Regions from separate parts of the Homo sapiens genome. Here region 2 is linked to region 1. Evidence: chromatin contacts called from ENCODE Hi-C or POLR2A ChIA-PET data. All regions are on one chromosome and are shown on one strand. Each heading gives the region's core, a stretch centred on a gene start or an enhancer-like site at or near the end of the contact. The rest is flanking DNA. Distances are from core to core; before and after follow the strand shown. Region 1 holds the start of RMI2 (RecQ mediated genome instability 2). Region 2 overlaps LITAF (lipopolysaccharide induced TNF factor).

The links. A loop is a pair of places that touch in the nucleus more often than their neighbours do. ChIA-PET counts read pairs that join two places held with the same protein, here RNA polymerase II (POLR2A). Pooled maps may share reads with other maps.
Region 2: a loop to region 1 is called in a pooled map, with 4 times the contacts of the local background. The contact joins the enhancer-like site here to the promoter of RMI2 in region 1. A Hi-C loop is called at or near these places in 5 of 50 pooled maps. POLR2A ChIA-PET finds 5 or more read pairs at or near these places in 4 of 52 experiments (HCT116, activated B cell, activated T-cell and 1 more).

Annotation. Positions count from the first base shown.
Region 1 is chr16:11,343,912-11,348,197 of GRCh38, reverse strand. It overlaps RMI2 (RecQ mediated genome instability 2), which reads right to left and starts at 2,739. Exons shown (of 2, transcript NM_152308.3): 1 at 2,432-2,739. The coding sequence starts at 2,726. All of the region lies in intron 1 of LOC105371082 (a long non-coding RNA gene), which reads right to left. It overlaps LOC105371083 (a long non-coding RNA gene), which reads left to right and starts at 2,986. Exons shown (of 2, transcript NR_135174.1): 1 at 2,986-3,085. RefSeq lists silencers at 2,411-2,490, 2,511-2,670.
Region 2 is chr16:11,579,779-11,583,992 of GRCh38, reverse strand. The region is part of intron 1 of LITAF (lipopolysaccharide induced TNF factor); the gene reads left to right. Among named protein-coding and RNA genes, the nearest start is that of LITAF, 5.0 kb to the left of the region's middle. Within about 2 kb of position 2,097, at least 4 of the 41 ENCODE cell types and tissues checked have a DNase peak (open chromatin) inside an H3K27ac peak, as active enhancers do.

The DNA of each region.
Region 1 (4,286 bases), core at 1,490-3,989:
GGCCCGAGACATTCTGTAAATTACCAATGTATTCCAATAAAACTTAACTTATGAACACTGATGCTTGAATTTCATATACTTTTCACATATCACGATTTTCTTTTCAACCATTTAAAAATGTGAAATCCTGCCAGGTGCAATGACTCACACCTGCAGTCCCAGCACTTTGGGAGGCCAAGGTGGCCAGGAGCTCCAGACCAACCAGTCTAGCCAACATGTTGAAACCCCATCTCTACTAGAACTACAAAAATTAGCCGGGTGTGGTGGTGCACACCTGTAATCCCAGCTACTCGGGAGGCTGAGGCATGAGAATCGCTTGAACCCAGGAGGTGGAGGTTGCAGCAAGCCATGACTGCGTCACTGTACTCCAGCCTGAGAGACAGAGCGAGATTCTGTCTCAAAAATAATAATAGTAATACATAAAAATTTTAAAAGCATTTTTAGTTCGCAGGACACATGAAAAGAGGAGGCCTGTAGTTTGCTGACCCTGTCCTAGACCAACGCTGCGGCTGAGGGCAGGCAGACAGAGGGAAGGCTGATGGGTAAGGCAGTGGGAAGACGGAACAGGAGCATGTGGCAGTAAACGAGTCCTGATATTTTGCATCCTCACTGTGAGCCAGGTGCAGTACTAAGGCAGTTGTTTACTTATTGAATCCACACAACACGCAGGAATGATTAGCTCCTTTTTACAAAATAGTACAAGTCCAGAAAAGTTAACAAGAGTGCTCCAGGCAGCTCAGTTGGGAAGGGGTGGAACCAGAAATTCGACCTAAGCCTTTCCGAGTCCACAGCAGCTCAGGCCAGACCACAGCCCTATCTGCCTCTAGTTAGACTCCAAGACTGAGCAGGAAGGGCCCTTAGGAATGAAGTGATCTTGGCCTGATTTCCCAGGAGAGGGAGCTGAGGTGAGGGAAGGCCCATGGAGCCTCAGAGCTCCTCAGCTTAGACCTCACATCCTCTAGAAGCCTCCCCGGGCCACTCAGCACCTTGCACATCCTCATGGCTCCCCAAAGATCAGCGATCCTCTGCGACACTTGCTCACTGCCTGTCTCCCAGCAGACTCTATCTAGGTCTCGGCTGCAGCCCAACACTGCACATGAGGGGCTGATGTACAACACGTGCTCAACTGACATCCCAGGGAACAAGTGAGATGGATGCCCATTGCCTATCACTCAAGACTATTGGTTCTTGGAGCACTTATGTGTCAGGAACTGGGCCAGATGCTGAGGATACAGTTGTCAGGACCACACAGCTCTGGCCCTCCAGTAGCTTGGGCTGGCCCAGTGGTTCTCAAAGTATGGCCCCCAAACCAGGCGTGGTGGTACAGGCCTGTAGTCCCAGCTACCCAAGGAGGCTGACGCAGGAGGATTGCTTGAGCTCAGGGCCAGCCTGGGCAACACGGTGAGTCCCCTATCTCAAATAAATAAAACATTTAAAAAGTCGAAAGTATGGTCCCCAGACCAGCAGCATCAGCATCACCTGGGAGCTGGTTAGAAATGCAAATTTCCAGCCCCACCTGGACCTCCTGACTCACAAACCCTGAGGGTGGAGCCCCAGCCATCCCAGCTTTACCAAGCCCTCCAGGAGAGACTGATGCTGGCTCAAGTTTGAGCATCAGTGGTTTAAGAGAGGAAGCAGGCAGGGCGCAGCGGCTCATGTCTGTAATCCCAGCACTTTGGGAGGCCGAGATGAGCAGATCACTTGAGGCCAGGAGTTCGAGACCAGCCTGGCCAACATGGCAAAACCCAGTCTCTGCTAAAAAATACAAAAATTAGCCGGGTGTGGTGGCACATGCCTGTAATCCCAGCTACTCGGGAGGCTGAAGCATGAGAATCGCTTGAATTCGGGAGGTGGAGGCTGCAGTAAGCTGAGGTCGCGCCACTGCACCCCATCCTGGGCGACAGAGTGAGACTCCGTCTCAAAAAAAAAAAAAAAAAAAAAAGAGAGGAGGCAAACATGAGTGAGCTACAGCCCAAGACAGTTCAATTAAGGAGAAGTACAGGAGGGTCTCCCGTTCCTAGGGGCTAGGGAGGACTTCCCTGAGAAAGGCACATTTGAGCTGAGACGTTAAGGATGAGCAGAAGTTTCCCAGGACAGTATTTCCCAAAACAAGGATATCAACTGGGAGAGGGGGCTTGTGACAAACGAAGGTGCCGGAGTCCCTCCCCAGAAGATTCCCACTAGGGGTGGGAGAGTCCCAGGAATCTGTATTTGTAAAAGGGACGGCAGGTGATGCTTATCATCAGATCAACTTCACCAAGGAGGGACCGGAGCAAGGGTACCCAAGCGGGGACCCGCAGGGGCAGAGGCCCGGAGGAGGGCCAGACCCGCCCCGCCCCCGTTCGAGTGTCAACAACAAGATCGAATCTGGCCTCGGCAACTTCTCGGCGGGCAGCAGGGAAGAGGGCGCCCGGTAAGGCCCGGGCATTACCTGGGACTAGACAGGGCCGCCCGCGCGGCACCCGCTCCAGGCCGCGGACCGAGAAGTCCCCGCTCGGGTCCCTCAGCCGAGCCTCGCCGCGGTCCGCCATCACTACCCTGCCCTGCATCCACACGGCCGCCAGGTCCAGCGGCCCGCGGCCCGCCGCCGCCCGTGACAGCCGCCACGCGCCCGGGCCGCCCTCCGCGTCGCGCCGCAGCTGCTCCGCCAGCACCTTGAGTGGCGGCGACCTCGGAAGCCGCACCCCCGCGGGGCCGCCTGAGAACGAGTCCGCAGCCGCCGCCATTCCGCCTCGCCGCACCCTTCCGCCCCGCCTCCGCTTTCCCGCCAACTTTGAGAAGCAGCGGGGCCCGGCCCTCAGCCACCAATCAGGAGCGCGCTGGCAGAGCCGGCCAATGGTCGACGTCAGAAGGCGGGACCGCCGGGCGAAGAGGCCCTCTCTAGCAGCCAGGAGTGCGCATGCGTAGATAAAAGTAAATAAACGCCCTCAAGTTAGGAATGAACGGAGGAAATGGGTTAAACGAGAATAAATAATTGAAGGCAGAGAGGTAAAGAACTTCCTCTTTCAACGCATCTCAAAATTTGGCGTGGATGCAGATCACCTACAGAGTATGATTATTCATCTTTACATTGCCTTGTTTTGAGGTTAGTAAATACTGAAACGAATTAAGAGTCCGTGTTTATTGGGAGTGAGCAAGAATCCAGTCAGGAGATAAGGCTGGGGAGGGAGACGGGGAGAGCTGGCAAACTTGCCTTTTCTTTTATTATTATTTTCAGTTATATTTTAATAGCATCAAATAATTTTAAGGTTAATAAAATATATTGCTATTTTTCAGACAAGAAATGCACATTTATTGTAAAAAAAATAGGGGAAAAATGTAGAACAAGAAAATAATTGTAAAAGCCGCTTATAGATACCCACTGTTAATTTTGGGGTATATTAGCCTTTAGGCTTTAAAATATGTGTGTGTATTTTTTTTGAGACAGGGTCTCACTCTGTTGCCCAGGATGGAGTGCAGTGGCACAGTGACGGCTCACTACAACGTTCACCTCCCGGGCATAGGTGATTCTCCTACCTCAGCCTCCCAAGTATCTCGGACTACAGGCGTGCACCACCACGTCCAGCTAATTTTTGTATTTTTTGTAGAGACAGGGTCTTACCATGTTGCCCAAGGTGGTCTGGAACTCCTGGGATCACGCAATCCTGCCTCCTTGGCCTCCCAAAGTGCTGGGATTACAGGCGTGAGCCACCATGCCTGGCCTATTACTGATATACAAATAGTGTTTTGTATATTGTTTTCACTTAATAATGAACATCTTTCTGTATCAGCAAATATCCATCTGCTTCCTCTTGAATGACTGCATAATACTCGATTTGTCTTATCACATATTAAACCAATATCCTACAGTTGGACATTAAGGCTATTTCCAATTTTTCACTTTATAAATATATCCACTGTGGACCTACTTAAAAGATAAATCTTTTTTATTTATTTATTTATTTATTTTTTTGAGACGGAGTCTCACTCTGTCACCCAGGCTGGAGTGCAGTGGCGCCATCTGGGCTCACTACAAGCTCCGCCTCCCAGGTTCCCGCCATTCTCCTGCCTCAGCCTCCCGAGTAGCTGAGACTACAGGTGCCTGCCACCACGCCCAGCTAATTTTTTGTACTTTGTTTTAGTAGAGACGAGGTTTCACCGTGTTAGCCAGGATGGTCTCGATCTCCTGACCTCGTGATCCACCCGTAAAAGCTAAATCTTTTTGTGCATCCTTCAAATAAAATTCCCAGGAATCTCTCCCTAAAAATTGGATGTCCCCAGTCAGCAAAGTCCACAGATCCTAAATC
Region 2 (4,214 bases), core at 848-3,347, 240 kb before region 1:
TGGACACAGGTGACAACAGCTTTGTAGCTAATGAAGTTGTCCCTTGGCTGCAGGTTATTTCAGTAGAAGAATTGTGTAATTTCATAGAGCTTAAGGCATGGACACAAGAAAGGAACCATTCTGGAGGGTGTCTATGTGATGGTAATTCTCTGCTCACCTCGCAGTAGGTAGGAGTTTATATACCAGGATCCAAAGCTGGAGGCTTCAGAGAAAATAATGTTGGAGAATTTAAGCTATTTAGCTCATGGAGCCTTAGATTTAATTGACAGTGTGCCTCAGGTAAGTTTAAGAGCTTAATGATGTCTTGCCTTAAACTTGAATCCATGAGGTTATTCCTAGATGATGCACTGATAGTTTGAAATTTTTTATTAAAAAATATTAAAGTGTGGAAGATAAAGAAGAAAGGCATAATCTTATAGAACGAAACAACTACCACTGGCTGTCCTTATCGGGCGGCTTCTGTCTTTTGTCTTTGTGCCTGTTTTCTATGAAATTGTCATCAGCGTTCATACAATTTTGTATCCTAATGCAGTCTCAGTCTTATTAATGATCTCCTTGCACTGTTTGATGAAAAACTGTGATTCACGTGGAAACTAGGGATGTGGTTTCACCAGGAGTCCAGAGGAAAACTGCCCACTCTGATTGTGGGGGAGCAGCCCAACTCCCCGATGGAAGCATTTTCCATTCCACAAATCACTGTGATTTGTCATTACGCCATGCTTGAACCTGGCTTTAAGATTGTGGTAACTTTATCTTTGACTTGTGGGACATACCGCCCTGCAGAAACAGCCTGAACTCAGAAGATGGAATTGGCACACATTTCTCTGAAATATTTCACTCTGAGCTTCTGTACTTTTACTGAGGTCTACTGAAACTGGAATTTGTTTGGGATCAAATAACCAAAGGCCAATTTCTCGCTTCCTTTCCCAAAGAGCTGGAGGTCCGGGTTTCCCCTTTTGTCTACCTTCCTGCTTAACCATTTATGGCTTAAGACGCACCATTCACCTTGAACATTTTCAGGAATGATAGACAGGTTAAATTCCATGACAACAAAAACCGTATTGCAGAATTATTGTAGCTTAAAACCTGCCAGGTGACCCTCCTTAGTTTAAGAATTTTAAGCAATATTCAATTTAATAAGTGTACAATTTGGATAGTTCCTGAAAGTTGATTATAGTCAGGATCCACTGTGCTCCCATTATTGGAAATAACGTTTTTCTCCAGAGACCCTAAAAGACCAGACCTTTTTGACCCTCGCAGCTGGTTCTCTTTCTTGTTTACAAACTAGGCTATTTTCTTAGGGGACCTGACAATTTGCATGTGAGTGCCCTTCTTTTGCCTAAGGAATCCCTTTTTTTATTCTGGGGTCATTTCTGCGATATACATATTCATGGGCCTAGCTTAGTGTTTCTTTTCTGGGGGCTGGGAGATGGAGACCAGAGTAGAATTGAATATTTCTCCTTTTTCTTCCTGGAAGAATCGATCTTCGAGGATTAAGTTGGTAGTTAAAAAGCCGCTTTATCTTTCTGAAGGCCTTGCCCTTTTATGTGTTGATCTGATACCCAAATGTAGAAAACAGTTCTATACACAGCTTGAGGATATATTTTTAGAAGAGTTTACCACCCACATGTGGCTAAAGCTTTGTGGGGAGTTCTTTTTTTTTTTTTTTTTTTCCGTTGTGAGTGAAATAGATATTTCACTATATCTTGCTCTTGTTTTCAAACCCTTTAAAAAGCCATTGACCATTTTCTCTTTTATTTTTAGTTGACACATAATAATCATACACATTTATGGGATAAAGAGTGATATTTTCTTATATGTCTCCAGTGTGTAATTGATCAAAGAGTAATTGGCATGTTCATCACCTCAAACACTTATCATTTCTTTGTGTTGTGAGCATTCAGAATTCTCTCTTCTAGCTATTTGAAAATATACACTGAATAATTGTTAACCATATTCACCCTACAGTTCTACAGAACAGTAGAACTTATTCCTCCCATTGAACTGTAACTTTGTACCTATCAACCAACCTCTCTCTAGCCTCTCTTCCCCTCCCCTTTGTAACCTCCAGTAACCACAGTTCTTTTCTCTACTTCTGTGAGCTCAATTTTGTCGTCCTTCCTTTGTGGAAGCTGTGAAATACCTTTCGAGGGGAGTGCGGACTTGTGGTCAGGTGTAAATATGCATTCAGCTGGGCAGAGTTTGGGAGATTCCTTTAAAACCTGTTCTTTTGCTGAAATTCTAGGTATCTTTTTATTTTATTTTATTTTTTATTTTTCACCTCATCAGTTAGAAGTGTCAGAAACTCTCCTTTACCCCCCACTTAGTCTTTGGCATTTAACCAAAATATACTTTATTTACTTATATATTTTTTGAGATAGGGCCTTGTTCTGTTGGCCAGGCTGGAGTACAGTGGCGTGATCACAGCTCCATGCAGCCTCAACCTCCCTCTCGAGCTCAAGCCATCCTTCCACCTCAGCCACCACACTAATTTTAGTGGTTTTTTGTTGTAGAGACAGGGTTTCGCCATGTTACCCAGGCTGGTCTCAAACTCTTGGAGTGAAGTGATCCATCCATCTTGGCCTCTCAAAGTATTGCCATTACAGGCATGAGCCTCACCCCAAAGCACTCAAATTTTGTTTTTTTAAATTGAACTTGAGTGCTTTGGGGTAAGACCTGCCTATTCCATTTCACCTTATAGTTTTTCTTACTCTTGGCCTATGTAGGGGAGAGAGAAGACTTTCTTTCTGCCTTCTGAAGGTACCATAATTGAGCCTATGAAATAAACTGATGATAGATTAACGGATGAAAATACATACAAATTTATTCCATGCATAAATGTGGGAGTCCCACAGAAAGTGAAACTCAAAGCAAGGTCAGATAATTGAAGTTTATGTAGTGTGCCTGAGCTACGAAAAAGGAATAAGCGGCTGGGCGTGGTGGCTCATGCCTGTAATCCCAGCACTCTGGGAGGACAAGGCAGGAGGATCGCTTGAGCCCAGGAGATCAAGACCAGCCTGGGCAACATGGCAAAGCCCTGTCTCTACAGAAAATACAAAAATTAGTCTGGCATGGTGGCTCATGCCTGTGATCCCAGCCACTCTGGAGGCTGAGGCAAGAGGATCGCTTGAGCCTGGGAGGTCGAGGCTGCAGTGAGCCGAGATAGTGCCACCGCACTCCCGCCTGAGTGACAGACAAGACCCTGTCTCAAAATAAAAAAGAAAAAGGAATAGGGGCCTGGGGCTCCTGGAGGCAGGTGGTGATAGGTTATAGAAGGGTAAGGGGAGGAAATGTATGGTGAACAAAGGTTGCCTTGTTAATGCAGATAAAAAGCCTCTTGAATGATGAAAGTTGTCTCAGAGTAGCCTCAGAAGAGCAGGTGATGGCTTGTGACCAGGTGTCGACCTTCAGTCTCCTCTCCTAAGTTAAGATCTTCCAGCCAGGCACGGTGGCTCACGCCTGTAATACCAGCACTTTGGGAGGCCAAGGTGGGTGGATCATGAGGTCAGGAGTTCAAGAACAGCCTGGCCAACATGGTGAAACCCCGTCTCTACTAAAAATACAAAAATTAGCCGGGTGTGGTGGTGGGCATCTGTAATCCCAGCTACTCAGGAGGCTGAGGCAGGAGAATCACTTGAACCTGGGAGGCAGAGGTTACAGTGAGCTGAGATCACACCACTGTACGCCAGCCTGGGCCACAGAATGAGACTCCGTCTCAAAAAAAAAAAAAACTTCACTGGTTGATGAGGGTCCTATGATAGTCACTTTCCTTTACACAGATCAAGTATCTCTTCTCTGAAATGCTTGGGACCGGAAGTGTTTCAGATTTTGGATCTTTTTTTCAGATTTTGAAATACTGCATTCTACTTACTGGTTCAGCATCTCTAATCCAAAAATCCAAAATCCAGAATGCTCCAATGAGCATTTCCTTTGAGCATCATGTCTGTGTTCAAAAAGTTTCAGATTTTGGATTTTCACATTTGGGATAATCAACCTGTAGATTTCAATTTATTGTATCAAAGGGCAGCTTTTCAGAGCTGCTCCTGTGTCTGCAGTTTCTCAGAATAATCAGCTCAATATATGCCAAAGAAATAGATCCTGAGGTGACATGTTCTAGTCTCCTGCAGTCATATTTTGGGGTAGTGTGTCCTGAGCCCCATCACCTATCTGACTCATTTATAAGTGGGATCCCTGAAAGTATTTAAATAAACTTT